Linked DNA regions of Homo sapiens: all the other regions are linked to region 3. The links are chromatin contacts, found by Hi-C or POLR2A ChIA-PET in ENCODE. All regions are on one chromosome and are shown on one strand. The core of a region is the stretch at or near the end of the contact, and the rest is flanking DNA. Distances in the headings are between cores, read along the strand shown.

What was found. Hi-C counts contacts between places; a loop is a spot of excess contacts on that map. ChIA-PET counts read pairs that join two places held with the same protein, here RNA polymerase II (POLR2A). Pooled maps may share reads with other maps.
Region 1: a loop to region 3 is called in a pooled map, with 4 times the contacts of the local background. The contact joins the promoter of PARVB here to the enhancer-like site in region 3. A Hi-C loop is called at or near these places in 4 of 50 pooled maps. POLR2A ChIA-PET finds 5 or more read pairs at or near these places in 2 of 52 experiments (A549 and activated CD4-positive, alpha-beta T cell).
Region 2: a loop to region 3 is called in a pooled map, with 5 times the contacts of the local background. The contact joins the promoter of SAMM50 here to the enhancer-like site in region 3. A Hi-C loop is called at or near these places in 4 of 50 pooled maps.

Annotation. Positions count from the first base shown.
Region 1 is chr22:44,023,052-44,025,551 of GRCh38, forward strand. It overlaps PARVB (parvin beta), which reads left to right and starts at 1,251. Exons shown (of 13, transcript NM_013327.5): 1 at 1,251-1,400. The coding sequence starts at 1,289. RefSeq lists silencers at 1,119-1,228, 1,259-1,378, 1,449-1,498, 1,549-1,758.
Region 2 is chr22:43,953,758-43,958,030 of GRCh38, forward strand. SAMM50 (SAMM50 sorting and assembly machinery component) reads left to right here and starts at 1,685. Exons shown (of 15, transcript NM_015380.5): 1 at 1,685-1,841. The coding sequence starts at 1,821. It also overlaps the pseudogene RPL35AP36. RefSeq lists enhancers at 910-1,662, 1,330-1,379, 1,460-1,539, 1,663-2,414, 2,220-2,429 and a silencer at 1,503-1,777.
Region 3 is chr22:44,452,931-44,457,114 of GRCh38, forward strand. No RefSeq gene overlaps it. Among named protein-coding and RNA genes, the nearest start is that of LINC01656, 12 kb to the left of the region's middle. RefSeq lists an enhancer at 2,657-2,806. Within about 2 kb of position 2,526, at least 4 of the 41 ENCODE cell types and tissues checked have a DNase peak (open chromatin) inside an H3K27ac peak, as active enhancers do.

The sequences.
Region 1 (2,500 bases), core at 1-2,500, 430 kb before region 3:
CTCCTACTTCTTCAAGGCTGGGGCTTCTGGCTGTGAGCATCTCAGAAATCTGTTTGCTTTTCTCCTAAGTCACCGTCCGCCTGCCTGTGCCTTCTCTGTCTCCAGCACCTGCTGAGCAGCCATCAGCCAGAGGCAACATCTGTGACATCACAGCTCAAAGCCCTGCCTGGGTATCTAGGCTGGGCATGGTGGCTCACACCTATAATCCCAGCACTTTGGGAGGCCGAGGCAGGCGGATCACCTGAGGTCAGGGGTTCGAGACCAGCCTGGCCAACATGGCAAAACCGCATCTCTACTAAAAATACAAAAATTACCCGGTCGTGGTGGCGTGCACCTGTAATCCCAGCTACTCAGGAGGCTGAGACAGGAGAATCGCTTTAACTCAGGAGGTGGAGGTTGCAGTGAGCCGAGATTGTGCCACTGCACTCCAGCCTGGGCAACAAAGCAAGACTACGTCTAAAAAAATAAAATAAAATAAAACAAAACAAAATAAAATAAAATAAAATAAAATAAAATAAAATAAAATAAAATAAAATAAAATAAAATAAAATAAAAATAGCCCTGTCTGGCAGTCCTCGGGATGAAGCCGTTTCCTCTGCTTCCAACACATGCGAGGCCTGTCTCCCCTCCTCTCCCCTCCCTGGCACCCCACACTGTCCCCAGGGCCTGCTCTTCTGCTCACCTCATGGTACCGGCCTGCAAGCCATTTCCTGGGGCCTCCCCGTCGCCTCTTCCAGAAACAACTCCTGGAACTCCCCTTGGAGGTCAGGCCAATGACCTGTGCCCCGCATTGCCCTCCATCCTCTAAGCTTCCCGTGGGTAGGGACAATTCCCAGTTCTGAAGGGCTCCCCCTGCCCCGGGCCTGGCTCTTGGCAGAAGCTTAACAACAGACCGGCCACGTTCGTGTGACCTGATTCTCTCCGGCTTTCAGGACGTCCTGAGGCTGCACCCACGTGGCAATGGTGTCTGTCGCGCTGTCGCCTGGATCCGGCACCACTAGCGGAGCCGAGCAGAGCCCAGGGCTCCAACGCGTAGGGAAAAGGCTGCGCCGCTCCCGGGGTGGCCCCACGCCCCTTCTCTGAGCTTGAGCGGCGGCGCGGGACGGGGACGGCTCTGGCCGGGACCAGCAGGCCTCGGGCATCCGGGACGCCGGGGCCGCGCTCCAGGCCAGGGGCGGGGGCGGGACCGGGGCGGGGGCCGGCGGCGGGGCCGCGCCCTCGGCCTCTCCCCGGGGCGACCGGGCGGCTCCACACGCGCTGCGCCCGCCGCCGGCCCCACGCGCGGCCCATGTCCTCCGCGCCGCGCTCGCCCACCCCGCGGCCCCGCAGGATGAAGAAGGACGAGTCGTTCCTGGGCAAGCTGGGCGGCACCCTGGCCAGGAAGCGGAGGGCGCGCGAGGGTGAGTGCGCGCCCGCGCCCGCCGACCCCCGGGGACCTGCCCGGCGGTGCCCGCCCTCGGCCCTAGAGCCCCACGAGGCCGCCCCCGCCCTCCCCCACGCACCCCGCCCGGCCCACGCGGCTGCGCGACCTTCGGGACAGGCCAGGCCTTTGACCCAGGACCCGTAAACAACGGCCGGGACCTGGCGCGTGGGGCCGCGGTGGCCTCCGGAGTCTGCCAAACGCGCGTGCGGGCGCCTGCGCGGCGGGGACCTCGGGCCACCGTGCGGGGCCCGCGCCTGCTCTGCCTGCCGGGTGTTCAGCTCTTCCCTGGGCCAGCGGCATAGCCAGCCGCGCGGGGTGACCGTTCATTCCATGAGCAGTGACGCTCACGTGTGCAGGGCACTCTGGGCAGACACGGCCTGGGGGACCCACTACTGGGTGTTGCGCGGGCGCCCTGCAGGGTGCGGGGCTCAGGGCGTGCAGGGCTGAGGCCTGGGAGGCCTGCGAGCAAGAATTGCAGAGATCCCATTAAAAATTTTTTTTTTTAAATTTTTTACTGCGTGTGCTCACGAAACACTACCAACCTCGTACGTTTTAAAGATTGTTAGAGTTGCAAGGGATAGTCTGGTGTCTTTAAGTGTACCGCTTGCCCAGGGCCTCCTGGGAGATACATTCTGGAATTTTCTGCTTGGGTGGGGAGGTTCTGCCCCGGGACCATGCCCTATAGTGAGATTTCGGATTGGTGAGAGGTGAGGGGAGCTGCTGTGGAAAGGCAGATGGAGAAAGGCCGGCCTCAGGTGGGTCCCCGGGAAGGAGCCCTCCCATAGCGGGTATGCAGTACGGTTTCCTTAAACCACCTGGGCCTGACATATCCCCTGGGAACTCTTCCTGTGCCTCCAGGGATTAGTGTACCCCGGGATGCAGGTCCCCCATTCATTTCTTCCCTGGGACTCTTGTATTCCTAGGGATGTGTGTGCCCCGGGAAGACATATGACAGATTTGCCTCTAGGCATGTGTGTGCCCCCATGCACCTGCTCCCCAGGATTTTTGTACAGTGCAGGGAACGCTTGGTTCCCCAGACATTTTCTCCCAGGGATGCCTGTGCCCCCAGGGATGCGT
Region 2 (4,273 bases), core at 435-2,934, 500 kb before region 3:
GACAGCCTTCAATATATTATATACATTATAACCATCACAGACAGCCTTTAATATATACATTATAACTATCACAGCCTTTAATATATTATGTACATTGTAACTATCACAGCCTTTAATATATTATATACATTGTAACTACCACCGCCTTTAATATAGTATACCCATTGTAACTATCACAGCCTTTAATATACACATTGTTAACTACCACAGACAGCCTTTAATATATTATATACATTGTAACTATCACAGATAGCCTTTAATATATACATTGTAACTATCGCAGACAGCCCTTTGTTTGAGGGTAAAGCATGTGACTTTGTTTTCCTCCTGTTCCCTCTGCCATCCTCCAGGGCCTCACACACAATAGGCTCTCAAATATTGCAACCATCTTGCACTCTGCAGGGCAACCTCATGGCTTATCCTTTACAAGTGGCATACTCAGAAGAATAACGAGGAAGAAAGTGTAAGAAAAGAGGGCTGTTTGGGCAAAGAAAATCTGGTTGATTCGATGTTTACAGAGTGCCAGGCCCCATGCTTGATCTCATGAGGTCCTCAGACCTTATGCCTTAGGCTATCATTTCCATTTTACAGATAAGGAATTGAGGCTCAGGGAACTGAGAGTGAGGGAAGGGCAGGGGCCTGGCTGGTGCTGGGTTCTGTCTCTTTCCAGGCAAGAAGGGACATGTGGACTTGAATATTTAGCTCAGGGATGTTGGAGGCCTAGGGTGCTGCTATTTAAATGGAAAGGGTGTCAGGGTTTCTGGGAGGGAGTAAGGGGACAGAAGAAAAGATGCTTCTGTTATCAGAAGGGAGTGGCAACGTGACAGGATACTGAAGCTTCCTCTTTTCTTATTCTGTCTCGTTTCTTTCAATATACTTATCACAATGTGTGGCTGATATTTATTATGCCTTTTTCTTTTCTATTCTCTTTTCTTTTTTGGGGCAGGGGAGCTGTTTTGCCACCAAAACCTAAGCCCATGGCCGTCTTCTTCACCGATATGACTGGTTCTCATGCAAGCACCTAGATGGCCCTCGCCCATAATTACTGGCTGCAGTTGAGTGAATAGCGGTCATTATCTAGCGCCCACCGTGTGCCCGGCCCGGTGCCGGGAGCTTTGCTTTCCGTCTCTCACATTAGGCCCTTTTAATCCAACCCCCAAGAAGGAGACACGACCATCGTCTTCATTTTGACGATTTTGAGTGGGGGTTCCAATGACTTGAACGAAAGGAGCCAGGGCACCAATCCGGGTTTGTGTAGCAGATGCCGGTGAGACCCGACTACTGCAGCTCGGGGGTGGCCGGACCCGGGGTCTCCCCGCTGAGTCTCGGGGCTTCACCGGCGCGTGGGCACAAGCACAGCACCCTCGGGTCGGGGGTGCTAGGAGGGCTAAGAGCAGCAGGACTTGAGTGACACCCAACAGCTGGTCTGATCTCTTTCAGGCGCCAACGCCAGACGCCAGCCTCCCAGCGGACCCTCTCGCAGACCCACCTTCACCCCACGCGCCCTCCCCACACAGTCCACGCGCCAGCAGCTTCGCGGATGTCAGTGAACGCTCTTCGCTTGCGCAGTCAGAACGTCCTCCGCGGCCGTGTGAACATCCGGGTCACAGGCGCATAAGGACCAATGAGCGAAGGCATCGCGAGCCAGGGGGCGCGGAGAAGGCGGGGAATCATGGCCGCCCCCAGTGTTCCGCGTCCGGGGGTTTGTGGGAGTTGCCTTGACCTGCAGCTCCGCCACCGCGGACCCGCCTTCTGCCCTCAGCAGCAGACGCTCTGTCCCGCCCGGGCAGCTCTGCGAGGCAGCGGCTGGAGAGGGAACCATGGGGACTGTGCACGCCCGGGTAAGAGGCCCAGCGACCCGCGGGCTGCGAGGCCTCTGGGCCAGCAGGGCAGACGGGCGCCGCGGGGAGACGCTCTCGTGGCTGCGCCCAGGGTTCACCGGGAGAGAGGGTGCCAAGGGTGCCGGGCTGGGTGGAGGAGGCCGAAAAGAGGTCGCCTCGGGCCAGCGAGTCTTGCAGACCTTCGAGCAGGAACCTGATAGGAGGGACGAGACTTGGCTAAAGGTCACTCGGCGAGTCCGTGGCCCAAAGGACTTGCCAACTTTCTGTGATGTCTTAGACCGCAGTGAATGTGCTCTTTCTTTGCATGATTTTAAGTTTTCTCTCTTTACTGGTCACTTCCAGCCTTTCCCCGCTCAGCCGCTGCTGGAGCCATTGTAGGCTCCTAGAGCAACAAGAATCCTTTGAAGTCTTCTAACTCAAACCTATCTAGGGGTCCTCTTTTCTCCTGTCTACCGTGCAAAAGACGGAACCGCTCTCTGCCTTACTTCCTGTTTTAAAGTGGAGGTAGTAATAGTACCTACCTCGCCTGGCTTAAAAGAGAATTAAAAGACAATGCATGTGAATACTTGGGTGCCTGGCGCCTGACTAACTGTACTGGTTGCCAAACTCCTCTCGTTTATCCTAATCTTAAATAAGGGCCAGATAATGAGTTACTTCTCCAAGGTCACATAGTTACTGGTTCCAAATGGCCTAAAACCTCAGATTTCCTGAGTCTCAGCCCCAACACTACTTTTCTACTGCAACTTTGATTGCTTCACTTGACCTGCATAGACGTTTTCAGTAGTTCCCCATTAACTTCCAAAAAAATTTAGCACAGAAGTCGCAGCCTGACATCGATAATTGGACTTAACTTCCCTTTATATGTCTTTCATTCAGATCAAACACCGTTTCTCTTCTGACATCTCTTTGTGTAACTGTAATAGGTCTGTTGCTCAGTGTGCTCGATAAGTCAATACACTCAGACAGTGGGTTGCAGCAGAGAAAGAGTTTCAGTTGCAGGGCCGCTGAACGAGGAGATGGGAAAAGAGAGGAAACCTCAAATCCATCTCCTTCAGGAGTTTGGACCTCATGTTTTTGCTGAAGTGTGGAGATCCTTGATTGGTGGAAGAGTGAAGGGTGAAGTTATGGGACAGGGAGATGAGGAAACTTCTCATGCTGATTCCGTTCCTCTGTTGCGGGGAGGAGTCTTCAAACTGGTTGGCAGCATCAGTTTTGCTGGAATTCGAGATCTGAAAAACATCTAAAGCAACTCTTAAGCAAAAGCCTTATGATTCTAATTTTAGAAATCCTATCTGTAAAATCAATGGGGATGCAAATAGTATCTGTGACTTTTGGTTACTAGCAAGTAGGTCAGAGTGCAACCTGAGCTCTTCCTGCCATCTTGGCTCCTGTGGCGGCCTGCCGGGAGCAGGACTTCTGAAAGGAAATATGTCTGGAAGGCTGTGGTCCAAGGCCATTTTTGCTGGCTATAAGTGGAGTCTCCGGAACCAAAGGGAGCACACAGCTCTTCTTAAAATTGAAGGTGTTTATGCCCGAGATGAAACAGAATTCTATTTGGGCTCATGTATACAAAGCAAAGAACAACATAGTGACTCCTGGCGGCAAATCAAACAAAGCCAGAGTAATCTGGGGAAAGGTAACTCGGGCCCACAGAAACAATGGCATGATTCGTGCCAAATTCTGAAGCAATCTTCCTGCTAAGGCTGTTGGACACAGAATCCGAGTAATGCTGTACCCCTCAAGGATTTAAACTAATGAAAAGTCAATAAATCAATGTGGATTTGTGCTCTTGAAAAAAAAAAGGCAACTTGATTAATGGTTAATTGTAACTACATTTCTTTTGAGATGGAGTCTCACTGTGTTGCCCAGGCTGGAGTGCAATGGTGCAATCTCCACTCACTGCAACCTCCGCCTCCCAGGTTCAAGCGATTCTCCTGCCTCAGCCTCCCATGTAGCTGGGATTATAGGCGCACGCCACCACACCCAGCCAATTTTTGTATTTTTAGTAGAGACGGGGGTTTCATCATGTTGGCCAGGCTGGTCTTGAACTCCTGACCTCAAGTGATCATCCCGCCTCGGCCTCCCAAAGTGCTGAGATTACAGGTGTGAGCCACTGCGCCCAGCCAATTATAACTACATTTCTGTCCAGATGTCCAGAATAATTTTTTTTGTTGTTGTTGAGACAGAGTCTTGCTCTGTGCCCAGGCTGGAGTGCAGTGGCACGGTCTTGGCTCACTGCAAGCTCCACCTCCCAGATTCACACCATTCTCCTGCTTCAGCCTCCTGAATAGCTGGGACCACAGGCGCCTGCCACCATGTTCGGCTAATTTTTTGTATTAGTAGAGACGGGGTTTCACTGTTAGCTAGGATGGTCTCGATCTCCTGACCTTGTGATCCGCCTGCCTCGGCCTTCCAAAGTGCTGAGATTACAG
Region 3 (4,184 bases), core at 1,276-3,775:
CACTCATCCACACAGACCAGACAGAGGGGCTGCCTCAGAGAAGCAGAAGGTTCTAGGATAGAGGCCAAGCCCAAGACAAACAAGTTTTTAGGTGATGCTGGAGAAGAGAGCCCACCAGCACTGGGGAAGAAAGAACCAGGACTTCTGGTTCTCCTCTCACTCCAGGTGCACACTCCTTTGAAATCAGGGGTGACCCTATGACCTGCTCTGTCTGCAGAAGTGATGAGTCACCTCCAGGGAGAAGCATTAAGGACCACTCTGCCTACCCCTTTCCACTGTAACGGACAGGGTGGCCCCGCACTCCCGACTTGCTGCTCCGGGATGTTGGTGCTCCAGTCAGCTGGGGCAGCTGAGCCATCCCTGGGAGACTGTGGCTCTGGGGAATCACCTGCACCTGTCGTGGACTTTGCTTGGGCAGAAACACATGTTTGACTGAAGCCACTGGGACTTTGACAGTTTGTTCCTGCAGCATCGTTGAAATCAACCTGATCGATGCAAATATATTGTCAAGTTGAAATGCAGGTTTCAAAATGGCATTGATTCATCCATCAGTTATTCATTGGGCCCCCACCTTCCCACCCCATGTCTGCAATTTCCAATTCCAGATTTAGGGGAGGGGGCGTTTAGAGTCCAAATCCCTCCCCCAACACACACGTAGGAAAACGAATGTGGGGATAACAGGGCCGCACTGTGGCGATGGCGGTGAGGCAGGGAATGGCAGTCCTGGTATGCAGTAGGGCCTCGCTCAATCTCAGCTCCTTTCTGAACTTTTCCTGCCCACACACCTGTCCTCGGGCCTCATCCAGGTGTCAGGGACAAAAAGCATTTTAATAGGGCAGGTATTATCATGTGGGCCCAGGACAATTCCTCTATATTAAAATCACAACCCAAACCTCTGTGAAGGAGACTCAGGCTATGTCAGGGCAAGTGGCCATGCCTGGGGACCACAGCATCACTGCACTGCAAGCTCCGGATTCCCACAGCCTGTGAGCTCCCCATGTGACCACCACAGCACAGGCTCGGCTAATTGGGTCCATGTGATGGGAAAGATCCCATGTGACCACCAGAGCACAGTTGGTCTATGTGATGGGAAAGATTTTGCCTTCCGGTTGCGTCCAGTTTGCTTTCTGCACATTTATCAGCTCCGAGCTCGCTCCCTAGAGCCACCTTTAATTGGGTTGAGAAGGTAACATGCGGAGCCGGCTGCATGTTGGCAAAAGCGCTTCTGCTGGCCTTGGATGGGAGGCTGGGGAGTCTAGACTGTCCCTTCATGGGGGCACGTGTGTTGCTGTACCATGATACTCGGGTGTGTGGATGCCCTTCAGGGTCCCCTCGATTCCGGGACCTGAGGGTTTGTGTGTCCAACTCCTTACTGAGGAGCCACAGCTCAGGGAGGGCAGGGGAAGGCAGAGGGTGCTGCCCATCCACGACAGCAATGGGGCTGCCCCTTAGAACCTTGCTGAAGTGGCCTGAGCCCTGTCACCCTTGCTATGGGACATCCAGTGTCCTCCCCATCCCAGGCACACGGACCACAAATAACTTCCCTTTTCTTTTAAGCTAGGGTTGCATTTCTGTTGCTTGCAACCTCAAAAGTCTATGCTGGCCGATTTGCAATGACTCAAAACTTGACTGCCTTCTTGCTACCATGGTACAGGGACAAGGGCCCAAGTAACTCTGGGAGCTGTTGGCAGCTATAAGGAAACCCCACTGGGGAAAAGCCCCTGCTTGGTGAAGGATTGATATGAGAGAATTACAGAGGAACATCTGGAGCACCAATGCCATTGAGAACCTCTAAACCAAACCACACCAGGAGCCTCTCTCCTGCTGGACATCTCGGTCCTGTGAGCTAATTTCTCTTTATTATTCTTTCCCTGTACTATGATAACTTCCATCCAGATTTGATGGAAGGACTGTAAATATTCCTGGAATGAGATCTTGAACTGGGAGATGAAGGCAGTCCCTGGAAGGCTGGAAGAGATTTTGGTTGTCTTCTTTGTGTTTATATGGATGTAGGCAACTTTGAATGTTCATGGGAAGAGGAAGGATCTGTATGAACCTTGGGTAGCCAAGGGCTGTGAGGACTATAATAAATAATCGTCACCTCCTAGCATTATTCTCCCTTCCCACCGTCCCCTATGTCCGTTTCGATGTCCAAGTAAACTGGCTCTACTCTCAGTCCCAGGGCTGGAGCATGTGATCTGATCTGAACCAGTCAGTGTATTCCATCCCCTGGCCTAGTAATTGGTTCCAATTTGGGGGTGGACTGAGATTGGTCCGATAAGAGTAATACCAGCCTCTGAGGAATGACTTGGACCTGTAGTGATATTTGCATGAGACAACGAAACTCTGTCTCTCTCAAAGGATGTTAATGAGGAGGCATGCAGGCCTGGGAGCCACTGGCAGACCTCTTTGGACTCTAAAGGGAGCCAGCTTTAGGATGAATCTGATGTCATAGAAAGGAAAGTAGAGGGAAAGCAAAAAACAAAAGTAGATATTCTGTTACATCATTGAACGGCTGAGTCACACTTCACCTGAGCCTTTCGGTTTAGCAAACGAATGTCATCTTGACATTTACTTTAAAAGCCCATTTGGGTTCTTGTGGTTTCCTGTTCTTTGCAACTGAAAACATCCTGAGCAGGTGGCTACCATTATTATCCAGATTTTGAAGATAAGAAACTGTGGCACAAGAATATTAAGTGATAGGCCCAGGGCTACCGGGCTGGTAAACAGAGGTGGTAAACCCAGAACATGCAATGGTAGCCTCAACATATAACGATTGGCCACTTGCCATTTTCTTCTGCCTTTAGGAGGTTGGTCCTCTGCACTTCTGGTCTCCACTTGACACCCAGGAGGAGGTACCATCACACCCCAGGACCTGCTGTGCTGGCGTTGTGTTTCTGCCGGAGTCACCTCTGTGAGTCGCGGGAGAGCCAGTCACCTTCGTATGTGTGCACACGCATGCACGGTCACAGAGGAACGTGCCTCCAGGGGTTTACCGTGCATGAATACCCGGACTATTTGGATGCTTTTCTTCAGGTTCTGTAGTTCTCATGGTCATGAAGCCCTCCACTAATAGCAGTTCATTTTCTTGACTTATCTTTACAAAAATAGGGTCATAGGATTTTCCCACTTTACAGGGTGAGCAAACAGAGGCTCAGATGAGAAACCTGACTTACCACTGGTGGCAGAGTGGGAAGTCAAATCAAGACATCAGTCCAGCATTTTTGACTCATCCACTCGATCATTGGTTTTTAATCTTAAGACGACCATGACCCACACTCAGGGCAGAGAGTGAAATGGAGGGAGAGAATGAAAGCTTAAATTTAGGTTTAGAAATAAGCAGTCCAGGCACAGTGGCTCATGCCTGTAATCCCAGCACTTTGGGAGACCAAGATGGGCAGATCACCTGAAGTCAGGAGTTCGAGACCAGCCTGACCAACATGGTGAAACCCCGTCTCTACTAAAAATACAAAAAAATTAGCCAGGCGTGGTGGCAGGTGCCTGTAATCCCAGCTACTCAGGAGGCTGAGGCAGGAGTATCACTTGAACCAGGGAGGCAGAGGCTGCAGTGAGCCGAGATCGCACCATTGCACTCCAGACTGGGCAACAGAGTGAGACTCTGCCTCAAAAAAATAAAATAATAAAATAAAATAAAATAATCAGCTCTCAGTCCAGGAAAAAACCCTGGCTGGAGAGGGCCTAGATGTTCTGCACCTAGAATGATGGAGCCCTAGACAGGGCTGAAACATCTGTTGCTTCCTGATGCTGTTCAACCTGCTCCTGAAGATTCAGATGAGCCTCTTTCCAGAGGCTCAGAGGGTACATACGAACAGTTTATTCCTGGGACACTGAGTTTCGAGATGCCTTCCTGTTCAAAAAGAAGGCTGGGAGTAAAGCCTGGTAGGGGAGGTGCAGATGTTGGTCGGGACCCTTCAGATAGTTGTAGAGGGGGATGCAAGCTGGAGGGGAGGTGGTGGAGGCCTCAGGGACCCGGGGAGAAGGCCTGGATGGGCAGAGACTCTGGGAAGGGCCTGGAAGCCTGTCCGCAGATGTTCCTAGAAAAGCCCCATCATCTAGTTCTCCTAGACCCCAAGCAACTTTATAGAGCACATTTTAAAAGATATCATCTTGGGCAAAAGCTCCTTTTGTTCACTAGATCTTATTGAAAGCATCCCCAAATTTTA